Linked DNA regions of Homo sapiens: region 2 is linked to region 1. A link is an interaction called in ENCODE POLR2A ChIA-PET data of the cell type or tissue named here. Cell type or tissue: HCT116. All regions are shown on one strand. Links, peaks and the distances in the headings refer to the core of each region. The heading gives the core; the rest is flanking DNA. Region 1 has its middle 8.8 kb from the start of SNORD83B. Region 2 has its middle 31 kb from the start of PDGFB.

The links. Peaks named below come from ENCODE experiments on the same cell type or tissue, not always from the same donor. Only the 100,000 strongest peaks of a DNase experiment are listed, where the experiment ranks them.
Region 2: POLR2A ChIA-PET joins it to region 1 with 10 read pairs; 19 of 35 experiments call an interaction of 5 or more read pairs at or near these places.

What each region holds. Positions count from the first base shown.
Region 1 is chr22:39,297,289-39,312,835 of GRCh38, forward strand. No RefSeq gene overlaps it. Among named protein-coding and RNA genes, the nearest start is that of SNORD83B, 8.8 kb to the right of the region's middle. RefSeq lists enhancers at 1-49, 50-713, 336-630, 11,286-12,485, 13,404-13,944 and silencers at 336-630, 12,805-13,014, 13,749-14,210. In HCT116, for the core only: CTCF peaks have their summits at 12,160 (motif pointing right) and 13,778 (motif pointing left); DNase peaks (open chromatin) are centred at 11,763, 13,893 and 14,370; H3K4me3 peaks cover 1,411 bases; H3K27ac peaks cover 3,803 bases.
Region 2 is chr22:39,206,220-39,221,766 of GRCh38, forward strand. No RefSeq gene overlaps it. Among named protein-coding and RNA genes, the nearest start is that of PDGFB, 31 kb to the right of the region's middle. RefSeq lists enhancers at 3,160-3,660, 6,843-7,462, 7,463-8,081, 8,098-9,297, 9,941-10,558. In HCT116, for the core only: CTCF peaks have their summits at 6,695 and 9,781 (motif pointing right); DNase peaks (open chromatin) are centred at 6,682, 8,452 and 9,822; H3K4me3 peaks cover 1,899 bases; H3K27ac peaks cover 2,412 bases.

The DNA of each region.
Region 1 (15,547 bases), core at 9,808-14,807:
CCTGACAGCAAACTCTGAGCTCCTGACTCCTCCCAGGCCAAAGACCTGAAGCGGCCAGTAGTGCATGGGGAGAGGGTTGGCTGTGACCAGAGACCAAACATTCAGGGATGAAGCGGGGGCGTCTGAGGGCCGATTAACAGGAGACCCATGGAAAGAGCCCCAGACTGGCTGTGGGGAGTCCTGGGCTACCCCAGCTCTCAGTCAGACCAGGAGGAGGCCCTGCCCCTGGCTGCAGGGCCTGGACGCCCCACTTGCCCAAGGCAGCCCCAGCACGTTCTGCCACTGGGAGTTCAGTGGGGCAACAGGAGAGGAGTCTCAGGGGAGGGCAGGGGAGGGCAGGGGAGGGCAGAGCTCCCGGGAGGCTCTCAGCCAGGCCTCTTCTGAGTCCTCTTCCTGTCCCTGCCCCCTCCCCTTCCTGGGTCAGGGCCAGGTGCGATGGGCTCAGGCAGCAGTCCCTCCCCAGCTGTCAGCGCTGGAGCTGCCGCCAACACCCACACCGGCACACCTGGCCTGCCCTGTGCCACACTGCCACCCGGCCACCACCCCTTTCCCAGCTCCTCCCTGGGCCCCACCAGCTCTTACGGCGCCCTCGGCCCACAGTGTGGTATCTGAACTCTGGACAGCTGGATCCAGACTTCCAGAACCACAGTGCCTTTGAACTAGAGAATCCTAGAACAACACATTCTTACAACCAGAAAATTCCGGGACCATCGACTACTGGGATATTTTCCATTCTAGTCCCAAGAATTCGTAGAACTAAATAATTTCAGGAATGCGTATCTTACAAACGAAGATCAGACCATGGAAACTAGGACTTCTAATTTCAGGAGCGAGGGCTCTTAATTCTCAAGTAACAATCCCATTGTCCCAGAGGATAGAAGCCCCATGTTCTTCACACCACCCAGACTAACAGACACCCAGGAGCAGAGCAAGGCGCTTTGGTTGGGGGCCATTCACAAGGCCTGTACCTTGTGAGCCTGCGCCTGGAACAGAGAAGGCAGGAAGGGACAGGGGAAGAGAGAGGGCACCTCTGAGCAAACTGGAGGCGCTGAGGGCCTCTCCTCCAGGCCCAGGGAGGCTCCCTCCACCTTGGCCAAGAGAGGGGAAACGAAGAGAAAAAACGCAGTTGATGCCACAGGGTTTGGGCGGCGGGTGTGTGGTCACCGGGGGTGGCAGGAGCTCTCTCCTTCCTGGCGGGAGTTTGGAATTTTCTCCTGGCAGGAAGGGCCCACCCTCCCAGGAATGGAAAACACTCCTTGGCAGCTGGCCCCTGAGGCTTGCAAGGTCTTTGACAATCAAACGCGATTGTCCTCCCTGCCTGACCCCCAACACAGTGCAGGGGGGAGACCGAGGCAGATTCTCCGTCTAAATCAAGAATCTGAATCTGCCTCTGGCGGATTCCATTCTTGCCCATCTGTGATCGTGGAATGTCAGAGCCCAAGAGAGACACAGGGGTGGGGCCAGGTGAGTCCCTGCCAGGGCAGGTGGGAGCTGAGACCAGAGAGGGCAGTGGTTTGCCTGAAGTCACTCAGCAGGCTGAGGAGGTCTCTTATTGGCTCCACTGAGGCTCACTTCCAGGGCCTCCGCCAGGAAACCTTCACAGGCCCCTTTGCCCCTTAAGACTTTTTCAGCCACCGAGTCGGGTGCTCTGGCTTTTTTTTTTTTTTTGAGATGGAGTTTCGCTCTTATTGCCCAGGCTGGAGTGCAATGGCGTAATCTTGGCTCACTGCAACCTCCGCCTCCTGGGTTCAAGCGATTCTTCTGCCTCAGCCTCCTGAGTAGCTGGGATTACAGGCACCCGCCACCACGCCGGGCTAATTCTTTGTATTTTTAGTAGACACAGGGTTTCACCATGTTGGCCAGGCTGGTCTCGAACTCCTGACCTCAGGTGATCCATCCGCCTCGGCCTCCCAAAGTGCTGGGTTTACAGGCGTGAGCCACCGCGCCCGGCCTCTGGCCCTGTTTTCTAAGTGTTTGGTATGAGTGTCTCACCTTCCTGACCTGGGCTGTGATGGTGCCTCCCCATCAGCCTGGAACCAGATGGAAACCATGAGCTGAGGCCTCCGAGCCCCTGCTCAAAAACCTCCCATGGCTCTGCACGGCTCCAGGACAAAGTCCAATGCAGCCTGGCACTTGGGGGAGGTGGAACATGTGGCTGCACTCCAGCCCCATCCCTTGGTCCCACTGGGCATGGGTATCCCCGAGTTTCTCGCAGCCCTCACCCATCCATCTCTCCCCCTGCAGGCTTGACCCTTGCTGCCCTGTCCCTGTGGCCACTTTCTCTTCTTCCTCTTTCCTGGCCTGTTCAGCCTCCCCTGAGACCGCCTTCCTCCGGGCTCCCTGCCTGGGGTGGGACCCCTCCCCAGCTTGCCTCCCCAGCTTGCCTCCCCAGCCCTCACACCACTGCACAGCACTGGCGGCCTCTCCCTCTGCCTGGCGCCCCCTCCCTGAGGCTGGCCTGGGTCTCGCTCACACTGGATCTTAGACTGACGCCCGTGGTGAATGTGAGCTGACGGCCAAATGTGGGTCTCAGCCGCTCACACGCCTTCATTCATCAAATCCTGGCAACAACAGGAGGTGGCCTGTTAATTAAAATTAGCCAAGCATGGCGGCAGGAGCCTCAGCATGTCCATTTCTCAGATGATGAGACTGAGGCACAGTGTGGTTAAATCACTTCCTCAAGGTCACGCAGGAAGTGGTGCAGCTGGGAATGGAACCCTGAAAGTCCGCTCCAGAGTTTACACGCATCCTGTCCTCTTAGGTCACTCTGCCCCAGGGGAAAAGGACAGAAGCACCCAGCCCCACAGCTCTGCGGAACCAGAACCCCTGTCTGGAGCCCCTGGGCCAGAGACCACCTAGCTCTGCCCCCTGAGGCTCTGAGAGGTCCCTGGTTCCAGAATCCACTGCCCCCCACCCCACAATATACACTCACACAGACAGACATGCAGACACACAAGTCACACACAGACCCAGACACATGCCCTGGGCTCCGGACCGGCTGCAGGAAGCACGCAGCTGCCCGAGCCTTTTTCACTTCAGCTTTTCCTAAATTTGCTTTGAGGAAGTTGCTGCACCTTGGAGTTCTCCCCGGTCTCTCACGCGCTCCAGACCACATCTCCCCCGCCCTCCCTTCTCTGGAAGCCTGGAGAACAGAGACCCAAATAAAGGGCCCTGCCCTAGTGGGACTCGGGGAGACACGCAGTGACCATGACACAGAAGTGCATCCTGCTGCCGGTGGCAGGCGACAGTGCCTGGAACAGAGGAGGCAGAGTGGGGTGCGGGGTCAGGAGCCCTGGGGCAGCAAGGTTGCAGCTGAGAAAGTGGCCTCTGCAAATTTCCAGGGACGAGCATTCCAAGAATCGGGGAGAGCCAGTGCAAAGGCGCCCGAGGCGGTGGCCAGCCTGCTGCATTGCAGGAACAGAGAGGAGACCTGTGTGGCCATGAGGCCTGGGAGGAGCGGGTCCTGGGCACTGTGGTGGCCTGAGCTCTCACTCTGCATCCAGCAGAGCTATGGAGGGTGTGCAGCAGAGGCAGGGTGCAATCTGACAGGGGTTTGTTTGACTCTGGCCGCCGGGTAAAGGATAGATGTGAGCATCAAGAACAGAAGTGGGGCTGGGCACGGTGGCTCACGCCTGTAATCCCAGCACTTTGGAAGGCTGAGGCAGGTGGATCATTTGAGGTCAGTAGTTCGAGACCAGCCTGGCCAACATGGTGAAATGCCATCTCTACTAAAAATACAACAACAACAAAAAATTAGCCAAGTGTGGTGGCAGGAGCCTGTAATCGCAGCTACTCCAGAGGCTGAGGCAGGAGAATCACTCGAACCCGGGAGACTGAGGTTGCAGTGAGCCAAGATTGTGCCACTGCACTCCAGCCTGGGCAACAGAGGGAGACACCATCTCAAAAAAAAAAAAAAATAGAACAGAAGCAGGAAACCAGGCAGGAGGCCAGAGGGGATTGGGTGCTGCTGTTCCACCAGGGCCATGCAGCCCTGACCATCTGGGTGACCCTGGGCAAGTCACCTCATTCATTCTTAGTTTATGCGTGCGTGCCTTCAGGCAATGGGTCTTTCAACAAACGTTCATTGAACTCCTACGATGTGCTCAGCACTGTGCTGGGTGCAGAGGGTACAAAAAAGGCAAGACAGACACAACCCGGGACCCAAGGAGGTCCCCGCTTGGCTGGGAAGATGGACGTGGAGCACAAAGTGGGGAGGGAGAAGCAGAGAGTGCAAAAGAGCAAACATCAGGCAACCCCGATGCAGGTGGGGGTCAGGGAAGGCTTCCAGGAGGAGGTGACATTGGAGCCAAGCCCGGAAGGGCAAGTTGGGGTTCCCACCACAGACAAGAGGGAATGGCATTCTGGGCAGGAAGAATGGCCACACAGGAGCTCTGAGCATTGGCCTCCTGCTTCCCCAAGGGGCTTCCTCTCCTCTACCTCCCCAGGTAGACGAGCCCAGAGGAGCCTGGCTGTGGAGCCCAGTTTCTTCTCCTGTGAAACGGGGGTGACCTTTGTGCCTGCCGCCCCCTTCCTCAGGTGTGAGGAGCAAATGGACCATGCACGACAAGAGCAGGTGCAATGCCTGGCTCATGGGGCACAACGAGCCATGAGATCCACTTCCCACGCCCACCCACCCATCCAGGATGGAGAAGTGAGTACCCTGGGATGAGGTCCAATGGAAGATCTCAGGGAAGGCCTCCCACAGCCCACCCGCAAATATCTCCCTAACTCACTGCCTGCGTGCCTGAAGTCTCTCTCACAAACTCATTCCGAGGTAGGAGGTCGGACTTGACTCCAGAGGCACAGCTCAGACACTGGACCAAATTGAGGACTAGCTAAAACAGGTCGGTGAAGCACCTCCCCCTAAGACACGCCCACCAGTGTGCCATATCAGTTTACCATTGCCATGGCAACTCCCTGAAATTGCCAACCTCTTCTATAGCATTGACCTAACAACCCAGAAGTTGCCCCCTTGTCCTGTAAATTTCTGCATAACCCGCCCCTTCATTTGCATATAATTAAAGTAGGTATAAATATGAGGGCAACCCTGCTTCTGAGCTGCTGGTCTGGGCCCACTGCCTATGGGGTACCCCTGCTCCAGGAAGAGCGAGACCTCTGCTGCTACTGTACACTGTCACTTCAGTGAAAGGTGCTGTTTAACACCATCTGCTCGCCCTTGAATTCTTTCCTGGGAGAAGCCAAGAACCCTCCAAGGCTAAGCCCTAATTTGGCCAGCCCTTTCTTGTCCTGCATCAATCAATTCCTTGGCATCATGAATGCCCACCCTTCCTGTTCAGGTTAACCCTGGCAGGGCATTGCTCAGCCTTCACAGCTCAGCTCAAGCCCCCTCTTTCAGGAAGCCTTCCCTGATTGCTAGAGCCCACAGCATCTCTCTGTCAGTCTTTTCACTCTGTACTTCCTTTGAGCTTTGGAGTCCCAGCCTCACAGCTGAAAGGGCTCTGAGAAATTGTGCAACCCTGCCCTCCCTCAGCCTGAGCCCCCATGCCACAGACAAGGAAACTGAGGCCCAGACAGGCCTCACCAAGCCTGCACCATGAGTTCTCAGGAGAGCTGGCACAGGAGGCCACCCCAGTGCCCATCCCGGTCACTGTCCACTATGCCATGCAGCCAATGCAGACTGGGTTTGCCATTCATTATTTATTTATTTATTTATTTATTTATTGTATTATTATTATTATTATTTTGAAACACAGTATCACTCTGTCGCCCAGACTGGAGTGCAGTAATGCGATCTCAGCTCACTGCAACCTCCACCTCCCGGGTTCAAGCGATTCTCCTGCCTCAGCCTCCTGAGTAGCTGGGATTACAGGCACCCACCACCAGGCCCCGCTAATTTTTGTATTTTTAGTAGAAACGGGGTTTCGCCATGTGGGCCAGGCTGGTCTCAAACTCCTGACCTCAGGTGATCCACCTGCCTCAGTCTCCCAAAGTGCTGGGATTACAGACGTGAGCCGCTGCGCCTGGCCCCATTTGCATGTTTTTAATAAATTATAAAATCCTTCACACATGCCGAAAGAAGGGAACAGCTATCTCTCTGCAACATGGGAATTTCTCTGCAACTTGCCCTTTTTGCTCTGCACTGAGAGGTCCCTCCGTGAGGGGCGTCTGTGACTCCAGCTCCACCTGCACTGCCACGTGACGCTCCCAGGCCGAGGAGACAACGCTGTGCATGATGGCCTCAGGGCCAGTGGACTTTTGGATGGTTTCCAGGCTCATGCTATTGATCAGGTTTTTAAAGATCAAAGTGTAGTGGCCAGTTGTGGTGGCGTCCGTCCGTAATCCCAGCACTTTGGAAGGCCGAGGCTGGAGAATTGCTTGAGCCCAGGAGTTCAAAACCAGCCTGGGTGACATAGTGAGGCCCTGTCTCTACAAAATAATTTTTTTTAAATTAGCCAGGCATAGAGCTGGGCACAGTGGCTCACGCCTGTAATCTCAGAACTTTGGGAGGCTGAGGCGGGCTGATCACGAGGTCAGGAGTTGGAGACCAGCCTGGCCAATATAGTCAAACCCGTCTCTACTAAAAATACAAAAATTAGCTGGGCGTGGTGGCACACGCCTGTAGTCCCAGCTACTCAAGAAGCTGAGGCAGAAGAAATGCTTGAACCCAGGAGGCAGAGGTTGCAGTGAGCTGAGATTGCACCACTGCACTCCAGCCTGGGCAACAGAGCAAGACTCCGTCTAAAAAAACAAATTTGCCAGGCGTGGTGGCATGCACCTGTAGTCCCAGCTACTTGGGAGGCTGGGGCAGGAGGATCACTTGTGCCAGAAGGTCGAGGCTGTGATGAGCCAGGATGGCATCACTGCACTCCAGCCTGGGCAACAGAATAAGACTCCGTCTCAAAAATAAAAAATAAAAAAAGGTCAAAGTCTGCCAACTCCTGAATTCAAGGCCTCGTGTAAAACAAGCTCACCCAAACAGGGGTTTCATAGGAGCGGCTGGTAGGCGCTTCATTCGTCCCTCTGTCCCAGTCTCTTCCACCTCCCAGTTCTTCACTGAGCACCTACTGTGTGCTGGACCCTGCTGGCTGCCAGGCCTGCAGAGGTAACCCTGAGACAGAGGCTGGGGAGGGCCATGGTGGGAGGGCAGCAGCTTTGCAGCTCCAGCCTGTTGCCGCCAGATCACCCTATTGCCTAAAGAAGCTGGAAATGTGAGTTCTGCGTGAAAGCAAAGGTCAGTACCCTTTAATTTTCTTTTGCAACTCTGAGGACCAAACAAAGCATAACTGCGAGCTGGGCTGGCCCTTGAGCTGCCAATTGCCAGCCCAGGCAGCTCTTTTCCACGCACCACACCAGGATTGTAGACAGGGACACCGAGGCACAGGTGGAAGGGCGACTCTGGTGGTCTCGCACGGCTGAGGCACAGCAGCCTGGGATGAGCTGGCAGGCTGCAGCCGCCTAGTGAAGAGCCTTGAATGCCTGTTGGTGCCTAATAAAGGTTGGTAACGGTGACATATGAATACAATTGACCCTCAAGGCTGGGCGCAGTGGCTCACTCCTGCCATCTGAGCACTTTGGGAGGCCAAGGTGGGTGGATCACCTGAGGTCAGGAGTTTGAGACCAGCCTGGCCAACATGGTGAAACACCAACTCTACTAAAAATACTAAAATTAGCTGGGCGTGGTGGTCTGTGCCTGTAATCCCAACTACTCGGGAGGGTAAGGCAGGAGAATCTCTTGAACCTGGGAGGCAGAGGTTGCAGTGAGCCGAGATTACACCACTGCACTCCAGCCTGGGCGACAGAGCAAAAACCTGGATCAAGAAAAAAAAAATACAGCTGACCCTCGAACAACACGGATTTGGACTTGGAGTTTCCACTTCTTTTTTTTTTTTTTTTTTTGAGATGGAGTCTCACTCTTGTCCCCCAGGCTGGAGTGCAATGGCGCGATCTCGGCTCACTGCAACCTCCACCTCTTGGGTTCAAGCGATTCTCATGCCTCAGCCTCCTGAGTAGCTGGGATAACAGGCGCGCGCCACCATGCCCAGCTAATTTTTATATTTTTAGTAGAGACGGGGTTTCACCATGTTGGCCAGGCTGGTCTCGAACTCCTGACCTCAGACGGTCCGCCTGCCTTGGCCTCCCAAAGTGCTGAGATTACAGGCATGAGCCACTATGCCCAGCCAGATTATCTTAATAACATTTTCTTTTCTCTACCTTACTTTATTATAAGACTATAGTATATAATACACGTAACACACAAAATATGTGTTAATCAACTGTTTTCACAGTCAACAGTAAGTTATTGGTAGTTAAGGCCGGGTGCAGCGTCGCATGCCTGTAATCCCAGCACTTTGGGAGGCTGAGGCGGGCGGATCACTTGAGGTCAGGAGTTTGAGACCAGTCTGGCCAACATGGTGAAACCCTGTCTCTACTAAAAATACAAAATTAGCCGGGTGTGGTGGCAGGCACCTGTAGTCCCAGCTACTCGGGAGGCTGAGGAAGGAGGATCTCTTGAACCCAGGAGGCAGAGGTTGCAGTGAGCCGAGATGGTGCCACTACACTCCACCCTGGGCGACGGAGCGAGACTCCGTCTCAAAAAAAAAAAAAGTTACTGAGTGTTAAAATTTTTTTTTTTTTTTTGAGACAGAGTCTCGCTCCATCGCCCAGGCTGGAGTGCAGTGGCGTGATCTCGGCTCACTGCAAGCTCCACCTCCTGGGTTCAGGCCATTCTCCTGCCTCAGCCTCCCAAGTAGCTGGGACTACAGGCACGCACCACCACACCCAACTAATTTTTTTGTATTTTTTTAGTATAGACAGGGTTTTACTGTGTTAGCCAGGATGGTCTCAATCTCCTGACCTCGTGATCCACCCACCTCGGCCTCTCAAAGTGCTGGGATTATAGGCATGAGCCACCGAGCCCGGCCAGTAGTTAAGTTTTAGGGGAGTCAAAAGTTACACCTGGATTTTTTACTGCATGGGGGGTTACTGCCTCGATCCCCACATTGTTCACAGGTCAGCTGTAAATGAATGTGCAATGTGGAGCCAGGGAAGCTGCTGAGGCGGGAGGTCCTGCCTCTGATTAAATGTATATGAGAAACGCTGGGAATAGTGGTTCCCAGGAAGCAAGAGGGAAGCACTGGGCATTGGGCTGGATCTTGTGTCTGTCACTCCAGATCCTCAAGCCGCCCTTTCACCCACTTCTCTGTGCCCCAGGATGCTGACTTCTGGGGACTATATCAACTAAACTCCCTTGCCACTTCCAGCTGGGTTCAGCCATTGGTGTCACCAGCAGAACAGAAGGTTGGGGTCAGTGCTGTGCTGGTAAATGTCTAACAAGCAGCTCCCTGGAGGAATGGCCCTGATCTCTAGTGTCTGCCTGTTTCCCTGATGTAAATATTCCTGCTGCGGGTGGAGATGGTGTCACAGATGGATGGGGGATGACATGGTGTCTTCATCATAGGCTCTGGTGTTGCCAAGCCAGTGTGTCCATAGGCCCTGGGCCATGGGGGAAGATGGCGTGGCGTGTCAATGTCCAGGTGTGTTCCCAGCTGCTGGCATGAGGATGAGCTGGGGCTTTCACACCAGCTGGTCCTCCTCTGTGCTTGGATCCCCATCTATCAAGTGGGGGTGACAGGCAGCTCCTTGCTGCCCCCTGTTGAGGGGTTTCTGTGCAGTAAGGCACACAGTCCTGCCTGGCCCAGTGCCTGGGGCCCGTGAGTCTTCAGTAACAGCGGCCATGGTGGTGACCATCGCCTGGGTCCCTGCTTATGCCCCGGGCTGGCTGACCAGGCTCAAGGATGGCCTGGGGTGGAGGTCTGCTGGAGAAGCCCACTGGGGAGGAGACAGCGGCCAGTAGGATGGGGAAGTTGGCGAGGCAGCTATCTTTAGTGCCTTCCCTCACAGCCGTTTTCCTCTGCCGGGCTAAGCAGGACTCTGGTGGGGACCGGGTGGGGAGGGGTCACTTCTCCATAGTCACATGAAGCCCAGTGACCTGAAGACCAGCTGTGCAGGCTCAGGGCCCAGCAAGGGTGGGGCTGGCTGTGGTACCGGGCTCCAGGAGACCTCATCCGTAAAGAAGCAGGGGCCCACTGTAGGAGCCTGGGAGAGGGTAGGGGGCCAAGGAGCATTGGGGGTCGCAGTGGCTGCTGGGAAACAGTGTCCCTCCAGTCCTCACCCAGAGCTTTCGCAGCCCTCCTGCACCAGGACAGCGTGGTGTGATGGTTGTGCGCTCGTGTCTGGAGCCTGGATTTTATATCCCCGCCTCGCCACTCCAAGAGTCTGACCTCGGAGACTGTGACTTAACCTTGCTGAGCCTCAATTTCCTCCCTGTGAAAACAGAAGTGATGCCGGGGCTCAGTGGCTCACACCTGTAATCCCAGCACTTTGGGAGGCCGAGGCAGGTGGATCACCTGAGGTCAGGAGTTCAAGACCAGCCTGGCCAACATGGTGAAACCCCATCTCTACTAAAAATACAAAAATCAGCCAGGCGTGGTGGCGTGCCTATAATCCCAGCTACTCAGGAGGCTGAGGCACAAGAATCGCTTGAACTCGGGAGGTGGAGGTTGCAGTGAGCTGAGATCGCGCCACTGCACTCCATCCTGGATAACAGAGTGAGACTCTGTCTCAAAAATAAGTAAATAAATAAATAAGGTAACTCTGGGCTGGGCGAGGTAGCTGAACGCTTTTAATCCCAGCACTTTCTGAGGCTGAGGGGGGAGGATTGTTTAAGCCTAGGAGTTCGAGACCAGCCTGGGCAACATGACAAGACCCACTCTCTACAAAAAATACAAATATTAGGCCGGGCGCGGTGGCTCATGCCTGTAATCCCAGCACTTTGGGAGGCCGAGACAGGTGGATCACGAGGTCAGGAGATCGAGACCATCCTGGCTAACACGATGAAACCCTGTCTCTACTAAAAAATAAAAAAAAATTAGCCGGGCGTGGTGGCGGGTGCCTATAGTCCCAGCTACTCGGGAGGCTGAGGTGGGAGGATTGCTCGAGCCTGGGAGGTCAAGGCTGCAGTGAGCCGTGATCGCACCACCGCACTCCAGCCCTAGGCGACACAGTGAGACCCTGTCTCAAAAAATAAAAATAAGGTAACTCTGAAAAGAGTTGAGTACAAACCTTGGCACACCGTAGGTGCTCAACAAATGAGCCCTCTCCTTCACCCTTGAGGCAGCATTCATTGGCTTTACCGACCCCTGGTAGCCTAGAGTGAGGGTGAAGAGATGCCTGGGCTCACGTCCCAACCCCACCAATCATACAGCATCCCTGGGCAAGTTATTCATCCACAAGCCCCAGTTTCTTACTGTAAAATGTGATCATAACAGAACCTGCCTCAAGGAGTGAGCCTGATGACTTTTTCTCTGTGTGAAATGCTCAGTGCCTAATACAGAGCAAGATGCTCACAATGATTGCCGCCTGCTGTCCCGCGCACTGCCTTGACCTGTGAGTGCTGCTGATTGTGGGTGAGCGGCTGGTGAGGTTGGGCTCTGGATGGTTCCTGGATGCTCCCTTCCTCCCTCACTCTCAGGCCCGTGGAGTTACCGCAGCGCCCCCATTATCTGTGGTTTCACTTTCCTTAGTTGCAGTTTCCAGCAGTCAGCCACAGCCTGAAAATATTAAAGAGAAAATTTCAGAAATAATTCATAATTTGACATTGCATGCCATTCTGAGCAGGGTGATGAAATCATGCAGCGATGATCGTGACTCATTCCTCTGTCCAGCGTCTCCGCGCTGCAGGCGTTCCCGCCCGTGAGTCACTTTGTAGCCCTCTTGGTGATCAGAGAGAAAAAGCCTAATCCACAGAGGGTTCCGTACTATCCGCGGTTTCAGGAATCCACGGGGGGTGTCGGAGGGTAGGGGCTACTGTAATTTCCTGCCTCCCGTGAGGTTTGCATCAGGCAGTCTCCTGTCGGTGGCCTGGCCCGGGCTCCTGAGACTGCTCCTGAAAGGGAAAGGGACTTTGGGCTCCTGGGAACTGCCCAGGAGGCAGGGCAGAGGGACCCCCAGAAGTTGCAGCAAGTAGCTGCATTATCAGCTACGAGGTTGAGAACCAAGGGGAGGAAGGTGAGCTGCCAGCTGCATGGGGCTACATCTGGGTGGGGGGACAGAGACAGAGCAGCACAGCCCCTGCCAGCAAGGCTGTCAACGAAGATCTAGGCAGAGAGCAATTTGGGGTGAGCCCACAAGGTGGCGGCCAGCCACTCACCCCTCTACACCCCGTGGCCATCCCCAGGTGAGCTGAGCGAAGTCCCTGGCTCCGTCACACCTTTTAAGGCAAAGGCAGCTCCCGCCACCACCTCCCTGTTCCCACTTGCTCAGAAATTCCCAGCAGGTATTTTTTCTTTTTTTCAGGAGGAATGGAATGGGACTTCTTGTTCTGTCACCGCAGGATTCCGGCGAGGCCTGTCTAGGGGTTCTGGTGAGAGAAAAGCGTGACAGGAAGCGCATGCCAGCAGGCACTTGGAGATGTACCCTTGGTGACATGCACAGGCACGGCAGCCGCCCCACCCACCACAGGCCTCCGCTCGGGACAGCGGGGCACACGCACAATACAGACGAGGCCCAGAGATGCAGAGACCCCCAACAAACCTTCTCCATGCTAGGGAGACAGGAGATCCAGCTGGGAATGAGCCCATATCATGAAGCCCCTCCCTCAGGAGCTCATACCGGAGCCCAGGAGCCTTGTCCCACCCCAGGGCCTTCGCACTCACCATTCCCTGGCGGGAGTGAGTGTTCCAGCACAGGGCTCCACAGGCAGGACCCTTGATACCTTTCAAATCTCAGAGAGGCCTCCCCGACCCCACCCACATGACTCCATCCCAGTGACCTGTTTTATTTCCTCACAGCCGTCTTCACTTCTAAACTGCCTTTTTTCTTGACAGGATCTTGCTCTGTCACCCAGCCTGGAGTGCAGTGGTGCAATCATGCATGGCTCACTGCAGCCTTGACCTCCCAGGCTCAAGCGGATCCTCCCACCTCAGCCTCCCAAGTAGCTGGGACTATAGGCACGCGCCACCATACCCAGCTAACTTTTAAATCTTTTGTAGAGACAGGTCTCACTAGGTTGTCTCAAACTCCTGGGCTCAAGCCATCCTCCCGTATCAGTCTCCCAAAGTGCTGAGATTACAGACGTGAGCCACCACACACGGCAGGCAAGGAAGGGCTGAGGGGCTGTCAACAGCAAAGGCTCAGCCCCCAGTCAAGCCAGGCTGCCCGTGAGAAAGGCTTTCTGTGCACTTGGGCACATGTGGATAGGTACGGGTGTGATGCCAGCCTCCACTTGCAGCCTGCAGGTGTGTCTGTGGTACTGGGTGCCTATGTGTGTGTCCTGAGCCTGGGGGAAGACAGACAGACTACCCCTAGGGGCCTTTGTTCTTTGCGTCCTGTCATCCTGGCCATACCCAGAACTCGGTACAGAGCCCTGGACAAGCAGCCAGGCTCGGCCAGGACATCTCAGACCAGCAAACCCTTTCCTTTCTGGGCTGGTAGGCAGCGGGGCTCCAGGCCCAGCCTAAGGGATGGGGAAGGGAGGGGACAGGCTGGGACCCCTGCCCAGTCAGCATCCCCACCAGGACGAGATCTAACCATGGAGACTGACAAGAGGCAGCACCCAGGAGACCAGGCAACCAGGTCTCACACCTGGCCCTGCCACTAAGGTGCCTGGTGGCCTTGGGACAATAGGTCATGACCCATTCCAGCTGTGCACTTGACTCCCATGACTGCGGGGCATCCGAAGACCCTGATGCAGAAAGGAACCCTGCCCAATCCAAAACCCCTAGCAGGGCCCTCTTGCAGGGCACGTGCCGCACTCACCCCCTGGTGGCTCCAACCTGAAGTGCAGCTCCAGTCACCTAGGCCCAGGCTGCAGAGCCAAAGATGGGAGGGGCTGCAGGAAGGAGGGTTCTGCCTTGAGACCAACTGCCCCAAGCCAAGCTCAGAAGGAGCTGGAGACTTGCAGGGTGGACAGACACACGTGGGGAAGGTTCCCGCTGCACACAACTCAACTCTGACCTGCCCCTGCCTCAGGACCTACATGGCACTTATCCGCTCTGCACCTGGATGACTTTTTTTTTTTGAGACGGAGTCTCGCTCTGTCATCCAGGCTGGAGTGCAGTGGCGCCATCTCGGCTCACTGCAAGCTCCGCCTCCTGGATTCACGCCATTCTCCTGCCTCAGCCTCCCAAGTAGCTGGGACTACAGGCGCCTGCCACCACGCCAGGCTAATTTTTTTGTATTTTCAGTAGAGACGGTGTTTCACCGTGGTCTCAATCTCCTGACCTCGTGATCCGCCCACCTCAGCCTCCCAAAGTGCTGGATTACAGGCGTGAGCCACCGCGCCCGACCGACTTCAAGATATTTTAGTGCTTCACCCTGCACCCTCAGGTCCACAGGGAGACAGTGACAACTTGGGCATCTCCACAACTGTTCTCCCGCAGTCCCACACACGCCCCGAGCCCACAGGTGCACCCTGCACGCTGATCCTCAGATCCCAGCTATTGCCAATCCATCCGAATAAACAGAGACTCAGACACACAGTTAGGGTCCCGGTGACTAGCAGGCCTGCCAGACACTGCTGGGTGGACAGTCAGCTGGCGCAGCTGGGGACTCTATCCACAAGTAACTCAGCGAGGGATGGAGTACAGCACAGCGCCTGCTCACAGCCACAGCACCTTGAGTCTGAGGGAGCAGCTTCGACAGCATCAGGGGACCTGCATTCCACACCCCGTCCTGGTAGAGCCTAGGTGCAGCTTGAGCAAAGACGGGGAGTCAGCAAGTGGGTCCAAGCACCAGGGTCTGTGCTGGGCTTCACCGAGATCACCGGGCTCCAGGCCAGGTCACAGGGGTCAGTCCAGAGCCTGGGGGCTTCCTTCAGCTTACAGCAGCAGCTGCACCCCAGCATCCTGGGCTCCAGGGACTGAGGGCAGCAGGCACTCAACGTGCAAGTCAAGAAAGCACATAAGTCCCATGCCCGAGGGGGCTGGGGTACAGGGGCCATCTCCAGTGGGAACAGGGACTGCACCAGCCAAGTCCCAGAAGGTAGACCCCAGCCCAGAGGGGACACAGCCCTCTGCCACATGTTCCAACTAGGCTTCCAGCTGCCGAGCCGGGGAAGTCCCTTAACCTCTGTGCCTGTGTTCATGTTCTCCCAGTACCAGACTTGGGGTGCAGATTACAAAAGAACCTGAACAAGCCTTAACTGGAAGCCACCCTTCCCTGGATTAATTTAAAACCAAATGAACTTTTTAAACAAGTAACAAACCCACGGTCTGCCTGCACACCAGCATCAAACGCGCCAGGGAACATCCAGGCCTCCCTGTCTCCTTCTCGTCTCCACAGCACTGGCATCACCCAAGCTGTGCAAACAGCAGAGACCCAGCTGCCTCACCCTGGTGACAAACATTTGCACAATGCCCACTGCTCCAGGCTGGATTTCTACAGCTCAGCTGCAGAACCAGGCCCAGCTTTTACCTCCCTCCAGGGACTGAGGGTGGGGGACAGAGTGGGAGGCCAGAAGGCAAACCCAGCGAAGCTACAGAAAGGAGGGCAGTGGCCTTGGGGAGCACAAGGCACCTCAAGGGCCCCC
Region 2 (15,547 bases), core at 6,492-11,491, 94 kb before region 1:
TCTGCCCACCTCAGTCTCCCAAAGTGTTGGGATTACAGGCATGAGCCACCGCGCCCAACCTACGCTTTTTTTTTTTCAGCTTCAATCACCTGGGCTTGAGTGATCCTCCTGCCTCAGCCTCCCAAGTAGCTAGAATTACAGGAATGTACCACCACGCTCTTTTTTTTTTTTTTTTTTTTTCGGTTGTAGAGATGGGGTTTCTCCATGTTGCTCAGGCTTGTCTCAGACTCCTGGCCTCAAGCAATCCACCAGCCTTGGCCTCCCAAAGTGCTGGGACTGAAGGATGAGCCACTGTGCCCAACCTTCACCTGGTTCTTTACATGCAATCCCTGGGAAGGCTGTGTAGACAGAGTGGGAAGAGTCACTTGGCTTCACAGACGGAAGCCTGGAAGGGGCAAGGCAGGATTTGAAACCCAGGGAGGGGCTGGGGGTTCTGGAGCGCTAGCTTCCAGAGGGTGGAGGCCAGGTCACCGCTGATTTTGGTGGTCATGTTACCTGTACCCCACCCGGGCCATAACCTCCATGGAGTGAGCGGCAGGTGCGCTGGGAGAGCTGGGGGTCTGGGGTCAGGACTGCTGGGGGTGGGGCGACCTGGCCAAGTCAGCACCCCACCCCTGCCTCAGTTTCCCCATTTGAGGAATTTGCCATTGCTGACTCTTCTGAAGCTCTATTATACCAGGACTCAGAAAAGAAAATGAGGGTACCCTGAGGCTGTCTGCAGCTGGGCTGACTGATGGGGGGACCTCTAAGGATGCTTCCCCGCTGTTCCCCTGTTGCTGCCCCCAACTCAGCTGCCAGGGAAAGACGCCCAATATCCCCATTTCCTCAAAGCCCCCTCCTCATGGGAGTCCTCCTCTGGGCTGAACCCTGGACTCCATTCTCCTCTCCTGTCCTGGGGGGCTGGGAGGGAGGTGAATTGGGCCTGACCTGAGCCTCCTGGGGAGATGGGGCTTGGAGAGTAGGGTCAGCCCTGGGTCTAGAAGCTTCTCCCTAGCAGTGCCCAGCTGCTTCCCAGGCCATAGACAGGTGGCCTGGAGCAGGGCTGGGGCAGGCCTCAGGCGGCCCCCACACCCCTGCTTCCGCCTTGAATAGCAGAAACATTCCTACATCTGTCATGGGAAGACGGCCAGCTCCGCCTTCACCCAGGAAACCAAACATTCCCGCTGTGCCCAGCCTTCTTCCCACAAAGTATCAGGGCGTTCGGGGCACCCCACCCCACCCCATGGCCAAGGGGCAGGTGTGTGGGAGAAACCCCCAAGACCTGAGACCTCAGCTTCTGCTGCAGATGCCTGCTCCCTTCCTACACACACACACACACACACACACACACAATACTACCAGCAAAACACAGACATACTCACAGGTGCAAAAGCTCCCAGCCACACCCACAGACAGCTGTACACACACGAACACACACTGGCCACTCACCACAGACCCACAGAGAGGGGGTGCAAACATGCACACACAGTGTTGTTCCCTGCAGCTGAGCTCCCAGAGAACGGAGATCCTGACTCAGTAGTGCTGGTGCACAGTAGGTCTGCAGTGAGTGCCCTTCGGCACCTACCAGCTTTGAACCTCAGTGTGAGGGGTATATTCCTCCATCCACTCCGTTGCCCTCTTCCGCCGCTAGGCTGTGAGTTTCCATGGACAGGATCCTTGTCTGGGGCACAGCTGCATCCCCAGAACGAACACAAGACTTGGTACGTAGCAGGTACCATCCCACAGGATCATGGTCCTGCTGTCACTCCTCCAATCTCCCAAACCAGCTTCCAAGTCACTGCCTGATTCTTCAGGAGAGGAGAGGTGGTCTTGCCATCCTGCCAGAACCCAGGGCACCGAGCCCCTCCTCTCTCACGCACTCAAAGTCACCACTATCTGACCCCTCACCCCTGCACCCTCATGTCCCCAGCCTGCCCCGCCCTTCTCCCAGGACATGGTCCTGCCTGTCCTGCCTCCTGCCCTGGCCATACTCACTTCCCTGCCGCAGTCTGGCCAGCCTCAAGGTCAAGTTCACTGTGCCAGGTGTGAGGGTGAAGAGGACACCCTCAGTCCCTGTCTCAGGGAGCACAAGGCAAACAGGCAATGACAACCTAGGGTGGGGACAAGGGCTCTGATGAGGGGATGAGGGCACGTGGGCAGCTGTGGGGGTCCGAGGAGGGGATACGCAGTCTGTGGCCTTGCTTAAGGAGGAGCAGAGACAGCTGGGCTCCAGAATTCAAGCACTTGACCAACCATCATGCTGCCCTCAAACCATGTCTCCTGTCCCAGAAACAGGTGAGGGAGCAGTGAGGCCTGCTCGACAGCTGGGCCCGGGACTCTGCTCCGAAACATGCCTGTTGCTTTCTTCTCTCTGGCTACAGTTTATTTCATCCTCACTCAAGGAAGCCCTGGTCTCCGGGAGAAAGGCCACATTAGTCCTCCTCAGCTGAAGCCTTCACAGTCCACAGAGTAATTTCACAGCCCCTAGCTCCTTTAATCCTCACAATAGTCTATGGGGACAGATGTCTCTGCCTTCATTTTCTTTCTTTCTTTCTTTCTTTTTTTTTTTTTTTTGAGACAAGAGTCTCACTCTCTGGCCCAGGCTGGAGTGCAGTGGTGCAATCTTGGCTCACTGCAACCTCCACCTCCCGGGTTCAAGTGATTCTCCTGCTTCAGCCTCCTGAGTAGCTGGGATTACAAGCGTGTGCCACCATGCCTGGCTAATTTTTGTATTTTTAGTAGAGACGGGGTTTCACCATGTTGGCCAGGCTGGTCTCGAACTCCTGGTCTCAAATGATCCACCTGCCTCAGCCTCCCAAAGTGCTGGGATTACAGGCGTGAGCCACCTCACCCACCCTACTTTCATCTTCTAGATGGTGGGAAGCTCAGAGAGTTGTAAAAGCCAGGTAAAAGCAAACATTTACTCGGCTGTGTGGCAGTGAATTCTATAGGAATGTGTTTGGTGTCAGGTCAAAGAAAAATCCAATTTATAGTGGTTTAGGGAAGAAAAATAGGCGTTAATCTTTCTTCCATAACAAGAAATCAGGAGGCAGTAACGCTTGCCTTGATGATGGCAGGGCTGGATTTCCTGCAATCTCTTTGTCATCCTTATCATCTCATTACTACAGAATGGCTGCTGACCCGCCAACTGTCACATCTGCATTCAAGGCAGGAAGAAGGGAAACAAGGAAAGGGCAGTCTCCCTGGAAGTCTCTGTCTTCTGATGAGGATGAGTCCCCACTGTCACCCTCCCTGCACACCCCACAGACTTCCTCTCATGTCTCATTAGCCAGAGTGCCGTTATATGGCCACACTCAGACCCACCATCGGTCCAGGAGAATCAGATGCCCAGGACTGATGAGACCAGCCTCTGGCACTGAGATCGCAGCATTTCAGCTGGTTCCATAAGCAGACCAGGGCTCTGTTTAGCAAGAGAAATAAGGAGGGATGGCTGCTGGGCAGGGTCTGCCCTCCCAAAAATTGCCACAGGAAGCAGTTCCCAGGCATAGTCCCATTTGATCCTCACACAATCTCATAAAGCTGAGACGATTCTCTGCCAATTTAGCAGACAAGGAGACAAAGCTAGCAAACAGCAGAGCTGGCACCTAGACCCAAACCTGGGTTCCTCACCACTCTGCCGCCTGCAGGTCACCAGAGGCCTCAAATGCACGGGGCTGCTGCCGGGTGTCAGTTACATCCGCCTCACCTGCACCTGCCGTCTCTTGGCTCTGAGTGTGCAGGTCAGGGTACTTGAGTGCCCAGGTACTGACAGGTGACTGCACCATGCAGAGCTCCATGTGGCCGCTGTGCACTGGAGAGCTTTGCCCAGAGCTATGGGCTGAGCCCCTGCCATTGGTTCCTTCATCCGTCCAGCGTCTGCAGGCCCCAGGCACCAAGGCAGGCCTTAGGAGGCACAGGCGCAGATCCTGACCTCAAAGACAGACTTTGGCACCCAGTGCCTTCCTAATTCAAGGAGATCTTGGGTAGAATGTTTGAATGCATTCAGAGAAGAAAAACCTCACTTCTGGCCAGAGAGCTGCAGGAGCAGGTTTTTTTTTTTCTTATTTCTTTCCCCAACTTTTTATTGTATTTTTGTTTGTTTGTTTGTTTGAGATAGCGTCTCACTCTATTGCCCAGGCTGGAGTGCAGTGACATGATCTCGGCTCACTGCAACCTCCACCTTCCAGGTTCAAGCAGTTCTCCTGCCTCAGCCTCCCGAGTAGCTGGGACTACAGGTGCCCACCACCATGCCCGGCTCATTTTTGTATTTTTAGTAGAGACAGGGTTTCGCCACGTTTCCCTGGCTGGTCTTGAACTCCTGAACTCAAGTGATCTGCCTGCCTCGGCCTCCCAAAATGCAGGGATTACAGACGTGAGCCACTGCGCCTGCACTTACTGTGTTAAAATACACATAACAAAAAATTTACCATTGTAAGCCAGGTGCAGTGACTCATGCCTGTAATCCCAGCACTTTGGGAGGCTGAGGCAGGCAGATCACAAGGTCAGGAGTTCGAGACCAGCCTAGCCAATATGGTGAAACCTTGTCTCTATGAAAAATACAAAAATTAGACGGGTGGTGGCGTGTGCCTGTAGTCCCAGCTACTCGGGAGGCTGAGGCAGAAATATTGCTTGAACCCGGGAGATGGAGGTTACAGTGAGTCGAGATTGGGCCACTGCACTCCAGCCTGGGCGACAGAGGGAGACTCTGTCTAAAAAAAAAAAAAAATGTGCCATTGTAACTGTTTTAAGTGTACAGTTCGTAGTATTAAGTACATTCATAATGTTGCGTGACCATCGCCCCCATTGTCTCCAGAACTATTTTCATTTTGTAAAACTGAAACTCTGTATCCATTAAACGCTAACTCCGCAATCCCCCCTCCCAGCCTCTGGCAACCACCATTCTACTTTTTGTCTCTATAATTTTGACTAATCTAATTATATCATATGATGGAATCATACAGCACTGGCACTTTTGTGAATGGCTTCTTTCACTTAGCAGAATGTCCTTAAGGTTCTTCCATGTTGCAGCATATCCCAGGATTTCCTTCCTTTTGAAGGTTAAATAATATTCCATTGTACGTTGATATAGTTTGGATGTTTGTTCCCTCTAAAATCATGTGGAAATGTAGGCTGGGTGTGGTGGCTCATGCCTTTAATCCCAGCACTTTGGGAGGCCGAGGCAGGCGGATCACTTGAGGTCAGGAGTTCGAGACCTGCCTGGCCAACATGGTGAAACCCTGTCTCTACTAAAAATACACAAGAAAGTAGCCGGACACAGTGGCAGGCGCCTGTAGTCCCAGCTACTAGGGAGGCTGAGGCAGGAGAATGGTGTGAACCCAGGAGGTGGAGATTACAGTGAGCCGAGATCGCGCCACTGCACTCCAGCCTGGGCGACACAGCAAGACTGGGCAACAGAGCAAGCCTCCTTCTCAAAAGAAAAAAAAATTTTAAAAAAGTCTGTGGCGGCCGGGCGCGGTGGCTCACGCCTGTAATCCCAGCACTTTGGGAGGCCGAGGCGGGTGGATCACGAGGTCAGGAGATCGAGACCATCCTGGCTAACAAGGTGAAACCCGTCTCTACTAAAAATACAAAAAATTAGCCGGGCGCGGTGGCGGGCGCCTGTAGTCCCAGCTACTCGGGAGGCTGAGGCAGGAGAATGGCGTGAACCCGGGAAGCGGAGCTTGCAGTGAGCCAAGATTGCGCCACTGCAGTCCGCAGTCCGGCCTGGGCGACAGAGCGAGACTCCGTCTCAAAAAAAAAAAAAAAAAAAAAAAAGTCTGTGGCACCCCTGCCCCCCACTCTCTCGTGCTTCTGCTCTCACCATGCGACATGCCTGCTCCGCCTTTGCCTTCCGCCGTTATTGTAACGTCCGTAAGGCCTCACCAGGAGCAGACACTGGCGCCATGCTGGTACAGCCTGCAGAACTGTGAGCCAATGAAACCTCATCTTTATAAATTGCCCAGCCTCTGGTATTTCTTTCTAGCAATACCAAAATGGAATATCGCTCTGTCACCCAGGCTGGAGTGCAGTGGCGCGATCTTGGCTCGCTGCAACCTCCACCTCCCAAGTTCAAGTGGTTCTCCTGCCTCAGCCTGTCGAGTAGCTGGAATTACAGGTGGCCGCCACCACGCCCGGCTAATTTTTGTATTTTTAGTGGAGACAGGGTTTCACTCTGTTGGCCAGGCTGAACAACAGAGAGTTGGCTGGCCAACTCTCGAACTCCTGACCTCAGGTGATCCGCCTGCCTCAACCTCCCAAAGTGCTGGGAGCACAGGCGTGAACCACCGTGCCCGGCCATGCTTCCACCTTTTGGCTATTGTGAATCATTCCACTGTGAACCTGGGTGTGCAAATATTTCTTCGAGACCCTGTTTTAAGTTCTTTGGGGTATCTACCCAGAAGTGGGATTGCTGGGTCATATCGTAATTCTGTGTGAATGTTTCTGGGGAACCACCCTGCTGTTTTCCACAGTGGCTATACCATTTTACATTCCTCCAGGGGCGGTTTTCTAGTGAATTTGAGGTTGACTTTGAAGATAGTCAGTGAAGTACAGATGTGGAGAAAGGCACGGCCTGGATATGGAGGAGGAGGGCAGGTGACAGGCGGGGAGGCTTGGGAGGAAGAAGCCTCCCTGGGCTGACCACAGAGGGTTCTGCATGCCTTGTTGGTGAGTGTGAGCCTCGCCTGGGGTCAGAAGTCATAGAAGGTTATGAGCAAGGGAGTGGCTTGACTACTCTGTGTCAAGAAGCCTAAGGGGGCAGCAGAGAGTGACGTGGCTCATGGTGGGATAGTCCGGGGTGAGGAGAAGGAACCCCAGAGGAGTTTCTCAATGGTTGGGTCAAAAGAGAGTGAGGACCCAAAACCAAGGCCACAGAAGGAAGAAGAAAGGACAGTGAACATGGAGCTGGGTCAGCAGGGCCCGGGCTGCGGTGAGGCAAGCCAGGCACACACCCGGAGCACAACATTTTAAAACAAGACAGGATCTGACAAAGCCAAGATTAGAGTGAGGCGAGCGAGGCATTGTGTAAGTGCTCGTTTCAACTCCTGTCTTGAAGTGAAATTTTGAAATTTTGGCTCATGGTAAATTTTTTTTCTTTCTTTCTTTTTTTTTTTTTTTTTTTTTTTTTTGAGTTGGAGTCTCGCTCACCCAGGCTTGAGTGCAGTGGTGCAATCTTAGCTCACTACAACCTCCGCCTCCCAGGTTCAAGCGATTCTCCTGCCTCAGCCTCTCAAGTAGCTGGGATTACAAGCGCCCGCCACCATGTCTGGCTAATTTTTGTGTTTTTAGTAGAGACGGGGTTTCACCATGTTGGCCAGACTGGTCTCAAATTCCTGACCTCAAGTATCTGCCCACCTCGGCCTCCCAAAGTGCTGGGATTACAGGCATGAGCCACCACTCCCGGACTGGCTCGTGGTGAACTTGTTTGCATTAATTTTGATTTCTTAAAATACTGCATGAGGCTGAGCGTGGTGGCTCACGCCTGTAATTCCAGCACTTCAGGGGGCTGAAGCAGGCAGATCATTGAGGTCAGGAGTTTGAGACCAGCCTGGCCAACATGGCAAAACCCTGTCTGTCCTAAAAATACAAAAATTAGCCAGGTGTGGTGGCATGTGCCTGTGGTCCCAGCTACGCAGGCAGCTGAAGCACAAGAATCACTTGAACCCAGGAGGCGAAGGTTGCAGTGAGCTGAGATCACGCTACTGCACTCCAGCTTGGGTGACAGAGCACGACTCTGCCTCAAAAAATATATACATATTGCATGAAATGATGACTTATTTTGATCACTGAGAATTTTTGGTGCCCCTTTAACCTTTGCACCTGGGGCAGGTGTCTCACCCTTAGTCCTGTCCCCACAAGACATGTTCCATCACCTAACAACATGAAGTGAGTGCCCATGGTGTGTCCGCAGCTGAGCTAGGATCTGGGAATCCAGTCATAGGTAAAACAGCTACACACTTCTTCATCCTTCAATGTACAGCCAAAGAGATCCTAAGTCAGAAGGGACAGCTATCTGGGCAGGCAGCCTCATCCTGTGCTCAGCTGGAAGAAATGGAAGAAACGTGGTACAGAATGAAACAGACATTCCACTTACGTTTCGTTGTTTTGACCACACACCGTCTGAACCGCACCTTGTAGGCTGTGGACCCAGGGACCACCCCCCGCCCGCCCGCCTAGAAACTAAAAATCCCCACTACGCCCTTTCTCAGACACAGCTGAAGTCTGTGAGGCTCACCAGTCAGGCACACCAACTCAAGACTGAACAACAAAATTAGTGCTGCAAAGAAGCAGAGCGTCTCCCTGGCTGAGCCGTGGAGCCACAGTGCCCAGTGCTGGGTATTCAGTTGGAAGGTGCCAGTCACAGGGGCTGCAGTGTCAAACAGGTGTTCAGAGCACTGACCTCAGGCTGCATTGGAGAGGACTGATCCTGTTTGCATACCACAAAACCAGGTCTCCAAGCCTGCTCAGCAATGCATGAGTCACCTGGAATTCTTTGAATATCCTTTTCAATATCCATTCTTTGAACATCCGTTTCTTTATAAGTTAACCGGAGCTGGTTTATGTTACCTGCAACTAAGAACCTTGCCTTATATAGAAGTTGGTGTCAGGAGTGGTTACAGGCAGTGGATGTTGGAGGAAGCTCGGAGAAGCTGGAATTGGTTATCTGGACTGCTTGGGGCTGAAGTCAGTAAAAATTCAGCACATCATAAGGGCTCAGATCTGGAAGCCATGGCATGCAGGGGAAGCAGAATGTCAGATTTGCCACCTGGAGTCACCGGGAAGGAAGAGCCCGTTGAAAACAAAGCTTCATTGAGAATTCATTGCCTTAGAAAAGAATGAAAGGAATGAGGAATTAGACTGAATGGGCTCTACAGCACTGCACTGTTAAAGATGCAGAAGCCCGTCTCCTAAATTCCTAAATTCTTGGCTCAAGACCCAGATCAAAAACTGAGGACTTCTGGGCCAGGTGCAGTACCTCATGCCTGTAATCCCGGTACTTTGCGAGGCCGAGGCAGGAGGATCACTTTTGCTCAGGAGTTCGAGACCAACCTGGGCAACATAGTGAGACCCCCATCTCTACTAAGTAAAGACCCTGTTTTTACTTTTTTCTACTAAAAAGTTTAAAAATATATATATCAGCCAGGCATGGTGTGTGCACCTGTAGTCCTAGCTACTTGGGAGGCTGAGGCGGGAGAATGGCTTGAGTCGGGGAAATCGAGACTGCAGTGAGCTTTGATCACACCACTGCACTCCAGCCTGAGTGACAGAGCAAGAACCTGTCTTAAAAACAAAAAAACTAAAAAATAAAAAATAAGGGAAGAAAGAAAACGAAGGACTTCTATAACTGCAGTAAAAATGTTTCCTAATTCTCACTGTGGTAAGACTGAGACAGCCAAAAATGAAACTCAAAATTCGAGCCTACAGAATGGTGAATTACATCATGAGCGATGCCATGGCCTCACCAGCTCTAAGGAGGATTCTGGCTGATTGGAACACCCTGAACCCTCACTCCCCGCCAAGTCCCCTTGCCAGCTGAGCAGCTCCTCTTCGCTGTCTGATGCGGCTGGTCCTGCCGAAGAAGGGACCCTGTAATCACCCTCATGTGGCCCCCATCCTCAGAGTCTTCAGCTGGAGTCAGGTGGCAGGAGGCCCTGAGGGGCGAGATTAAATAGCAATCTCAAACCAAAACCTGTGTAGAATGTCATTTCCTATCATCAGACATCTGGGGGAGATGTGTGAGTGGGTTCTGAGGACATACGTCAAGGAGGAGCGAATGCAGCTTTGGATGGGGCTGAATGTATCCATGCTGCTCCACCAACAGGGGGCCCTGCATCCAAGGTGCCAACTTCATCAGCGGGGGGCGGCCCTGATTGTTTCTACCACTGCTTTGTCGGCTGGCAGGTGAGGTGAAGGCCAACGCAGAGGTTGCCCCCCCCCCCCCCAACCTGGAGATGACAGAGACACCAAGGCATGACAGAGCCAGAGGAATGGACTGAGCATGGATGACCCTTTACCACAATGCCCAAGGACCCAAAGTACCGGCCCTACACCCACACGGCGAGCCACCTTGCAGAGGGCCCAACACCCTTCGGAATGTGTTAGTGTCCAGGGAAGGTGTCTGGCCAGTGGCCTGCCTCTGGATTTCTGGAGTGGAAACCAAGACCTGAGATGACAGAAGCCCGAGGCAGCAGTGACTGCCAGGGGTGGTGGGGGTGCATCACTGTCACAGGCACAGGGCCGGGTGCTGTGGCACACGCCTTTAATCCTAGCACTTTGGGAGCCCGAGGAGGGTGATCACCTGAGGTTAGGAGTTCGAGACTAGCCTGACCAACATGGTGACACCCTGTCTCAACTAAACATACAAAAAATTAGCTGGGCATGGTGGCAGGCGCCAGCTACTTTGGGAGGCTGAGACAGGAGAATTGCTTGAACCGAGGAGGTAGAAGTTGCAGTGAGCTGAGATTGCACCATTGCACTCCAGTCTGGGTGACAAGAACGGAACTCTGTCTAAAAAATAAAAAATAAAAAAAATAAAAAAAATAAAAACAGGCACAGGACCAGGTCACTGTCCCAACAGCCTGACCAACAGGGATTAGTGAAATATAAATAATAAGAATATGAATAATAAATAGTAAGAGCTATTTATGACAAACCCACAGCCAATATCATACTGAATGGGCAAAAACTGGAAGCATTCCCTTTGAAAACTGGCACGAGACAGGGATGCCCTCTCTCACCACTCCTATTCAACATAGTGTTGAAAGTTCTGGCCAGGGCAATCAGGCAAGAGAAAGAAATAAAGGGTATTCAACTAGGAAAAGAGGAAGTCAAATTGTCCCTGTTTGCAGATGACATAATTGTATATTTAGAAAACCCCATTGTCTTAGCCCAAAATCTCCTTAAGCTGATAAGCAACTTCAGCAAAGTCTCAGGATACAAAATCAATGTGCAAAAATCACAAGCATTCCTATATACTAATAACAGACAAACAGAGAGCCAAATCATGAGTGAACTCCCATTCACAATTCCCTAGGAATCCAACTTACAAGGGATGTGAAGGACATCTTCAAGGAGAACTAGAAACCACTGCTCAACGAAATAAAAGAGGACACAAACAAATGGAAGAACATTCCATGCTCATGGATAGGAAGAATCATTATCGTGAAAATGGCCATACTGCCCAAGGTAATTTATAGATTCAGTGTCATCTCCATCAAGCTACAAATGACTTTCTTCACAGTATTGGAAAAAACTACTTTAAAGTTCATATGGAACCAAAAAAGAGCCCACATTGCCAAGACAATCCTAAGCCAAAAGAACAAAGCTGGAGGCATCATGCTACCTGACTTCAAACTATACTACAAGGCTACAGTAATCAAAACAGCATGGTACTGGTACCAAAACAGAGATATAGACCAATGGAACAGAACAGAGGCCTCAGAAATAACACCACACATCTACAACCATCTGATCTTTGACAAACCTGACAAAAACAAGAAAAGGGGGAAGGATTCCCTATTTAATAAATGGTGCTGGGAAAACTGGCTAGCCATATGTAGAAAGCTGAAACTGGATCCCTTCCTTACACCTTTTACAAAAATTAATTCAAGGTGGATTATAGTCTTAAATGTTAAACCTAAAACCATTAAAAACCCTAGAAGAAAACCTAGGCAATACCATTCAGGACATAAGCATGGGCAAGGACTTCACGACTAAAACACCAAAAGCAACGGCAACAAAAGCCAAAATAGACAAATGGGATCTAATTAAACTAAAGAGCTTCTGCACAGCAAAAGAAACTACCATCAGAGTGAACAGGCAAACTACAGAATGGGAAAAAATTTTTGCAATCTACCCATCTGACAAAGGGCTAATATCCAGAATCTACAAAGAACTTAAGCAAATTTACAGGAAAAAAAAACAAACAACTCCATCAAAAAATGGGTAAAGGATATGAACACACACTTCTCCAAAGAAGACATTTATACAGCCCACAGATACATGAAAAAATGCTCATCATCACTGGTCATCAGAGAATTGCAAATCAAAATCACAATGAGATACCATCTCACACCAGTTAGAATGGTGATCATTAAAAAGTCAGGAAACAACAGATGCTGGAGAGGATGTGGAGAAATAGGAACACTTTTACATGGTTGGTGGGAGTGTAAATTAGTTCAACCATTGTGGAAGACTGTGTGGCAATTCCTCAAGGATCCAAAACTAGAAATACCATTTTACCCAGTGATCCCATTACTGGTATATACCCAAAGGATTATAAATCATGCTACTATAAAGACACGTGCACACGTACGTTTATTGTGGCACTATTCACAATAGCAAAGACTTGGAACCAACCCAAATGTCCATCAATGTTAGACTGGTTAAGAAAATGTGGCACATATATACTATGGAATACTATGCAGCCATAAAAAAGGATGAGTTCATGTCCTTTGCAGGGACATGGATGAAGCTGGAAACCGTCATTCTCAGCAAACTATCACAAGGACAGAAAACCAAACACCGCATGTTCTCACTCATAGGTGGGAATTGAACAATGAGAACACTTTGACACAGGGTGGGGAACATCACTCACCAGGACCTGCCGTGGGGTTGGGGGCTGAGGGAGGGATAGCATTAGGAGAAATACATAATGTAAATGATGAGTTGATGGGTGCAGCAAACCAACATGGCACATGTGTACCTATGTAACAAACCTGCACGTTGTGCACATGTACCCTAGAACTTAAAGTGTAATAAAAAAAATAATAATAATTTAAAAAGAAAAAACAGGCACAGGACCAGGTCGCTGTCCCAACAGACTGACCAACAGGGATTCGTGGATCTAAGGGATTCGTGGATCTAAGGGATTCGTGGATCTAATGGATCACAAGTTCCCAAGGGCAAAAATGGATGGGACCCTACAAGGACCTGTGGCTTTTACAACCAGAAAGGCCTGGGTTTGGTAAACAGGGGTCCGACTTGAGACCCCCTCCCCCACTGTCCCCCGGACAGAGGCACGCATTCCCTCCCCCAGTCCCAGACCCGAGTTAGTTTGCAAACCCAGACCTCCCTCAATGAAGGAAGACCTGACGTTACACCTGGAGTCTGCGCCGTGAATCTCCCCACAGGGGGACTGTGGACTTGGTCGTTTACCACATTTACAGGAGAAATAACTGTGTAACGGGAAGCCGGTGGTGGGGGTGAACCTTGCTGAGCCCTTGTTTCCCTTGTTTCTTCATCTGTAACAGGAGGACTGGAAGTGAGGCAGGAGGCAAGACTCGACACTGGACCAGATTGAGGACTAGCTAAAACAAGGAAGAGGCAAAAGCACCTTTCCATAAGACACACCCATCAGTGTGCCTTGTCACTTTACCATTGCCATGGCAACATCCAGACATTAATGCCTCTTTCCATGGCAACGACCCATGACCCGGAAGTTACTGCCCTTTATCTAGAAATTTCTGCATAATTTTCCCCGTAATTTGCATATAATTAAGTGGGTATAAATATGACTGCATAATTGCTCCTGAGCTGCTACCCTCAGCATACTGACCTTGGAGTAGCCCTGCTCTGCAGGAGCAGTCTCAGAACTGTTAACACTTCCACTTCAATAGAGATGTTTTCTTCCCCTATCAGCTCACTCTTGGATTCTTTCCTGAGCAAAGCCAAGAACCTTCCTGGGGTAAGCCCCAATCTGGGGCTCACTTGCCCCACATGACAAGTATCATCAACTTAATTGAGCAGAATAACGGGACGGTGCCTGAGTATGCATGCACACACTGACTGCAGCTGAGCTCTTAATCCTCTGTGATTTTGTGTTCATTCTTTCCATTGTTTCCATCTTTAGTCCACCATGCTGTGATCAGCCAGTTTCAGGATGCTGAGAGGAAAAAGATGACAACTCCTACCATTGACCAAAGGCCAAATATGTGCCAGGGGCAGTGCTCAATCCTCATGTCTCTAACCTGTGCAACAGTTCCGTAAGGTCACACAGAAGGAGTGAGCAATGGGGGTCTGATGTGTTGTCTCCTCTGTGGCACCAACCTCCTCAGAGGTAATAGAACAAGGTGACAACAACAGAGCCTGGGAGTAAGTGAGGGTGAAAAATAGAAAAGGGAGGAAGAAAGAGGATGGATGGATGGATGGATGGATGGATGGATGGATGGACAGGTAGATGGATGGATGGATGGATGGATGGATGGATGGACAGGTGGATGGACAGATGGATGGACGGATGGATGGATGGATGGACAGGTAGATGGATGGATGGATGGATGGATGGATGGATGGATAGATGGATGGATGGATGGACAGGTGGATGGATGGATGGATGGATGGATGGGCAGGTGGACAGGTGGATGGATGGATGGATGGACAGGTGGACAGGTAGACGGACAGAGGGATGGACAGATGGATGGATGGATGGACAGGTAGATGGATGGATGGATGGATGGATGCACGGATGGATGGACGGATGGATGGATGGACAGGTGGACAGGTAGACGGATGGATGGATGGACAGGTAGGCAGGTAGACGGATGGTTGGACGGACGGATAGGTAGATGGGTGGGTGGATGGGCGGGTGGATGGGTGGATGGATGGACAGGTGGATGGATGGATGGATGGATGGATGGATGGATGGATGGATAAATACGCAGATGGGTGGGTGGGCGGGTAGGTGAATGGACAGGTGGGTAGATGAAGAAGTATAGACATGGAGAGAGACAATGGCTAGATAGACTTAGAAGGTGAATTAAACATGATCCCAACCCTCCAGGATTTCCCAATCAAGGAAGAGGGTGTGCTAAGTGTGGAGCTTGCCAAGAAGTTGAAATATTTTATCTGTAGTGACACACTCAGAGTCTTGCATTTTCCAGCCACACCATAGTGTGTGTGATGAAGACCAGCCAGGCAGGCTGTGACTTGGAGCCAACATACTTGATTGCTCCAATAACAGATTTGTATGTTGCTTCATTTGACAGGCTGGTCGAGTGCCTACTAGGTACGAGGCACTGTTCTAGGCTCTGAGGACAGAGTAGTGAACAAGGTAACTCCAGGTGGAGTTTCCATGGGGAGTGGAGAAGGGAGATGAGGAGAGATATACACGTGGAGTGAGCCAGATGAGGCCAGATGCTACAGAGATCAACAGAGCAGAGTGAGAAAGGGGGGCTTGGGGCAGGGGCAGGTGGGACAGGATGGGTGTCACTTGCATGGATGCCTGAAGGCAGCATAGGGGTGAGTCACAGCTCCTCTGAGATTGGGGAGAAGCAGGGACTTCCCCAGGATCATCAGTAACAATGTGGCCGGGTCAAGGCTGTCACCCAAGTACATGGACAGGTGTTGGGGTTCTGGGGTTCCTGAGCTGACACTTTAAAATACTGGAAACACACCAGACATGGTGTCAGCAGAGGAGGAAAGGGTGGAGCTTGGACCTAGCCACCAGCAGCTGCATGCTCTCCCTAAGCCTGCGTGCCCTCCCTAAGCCTGCGTGCTGTCCCTGTCCTGTCTGTTATCTCCTTCATCCCTCAAAAACGGTCTTATGTGTACTAGGAGCTCACGGATAGTT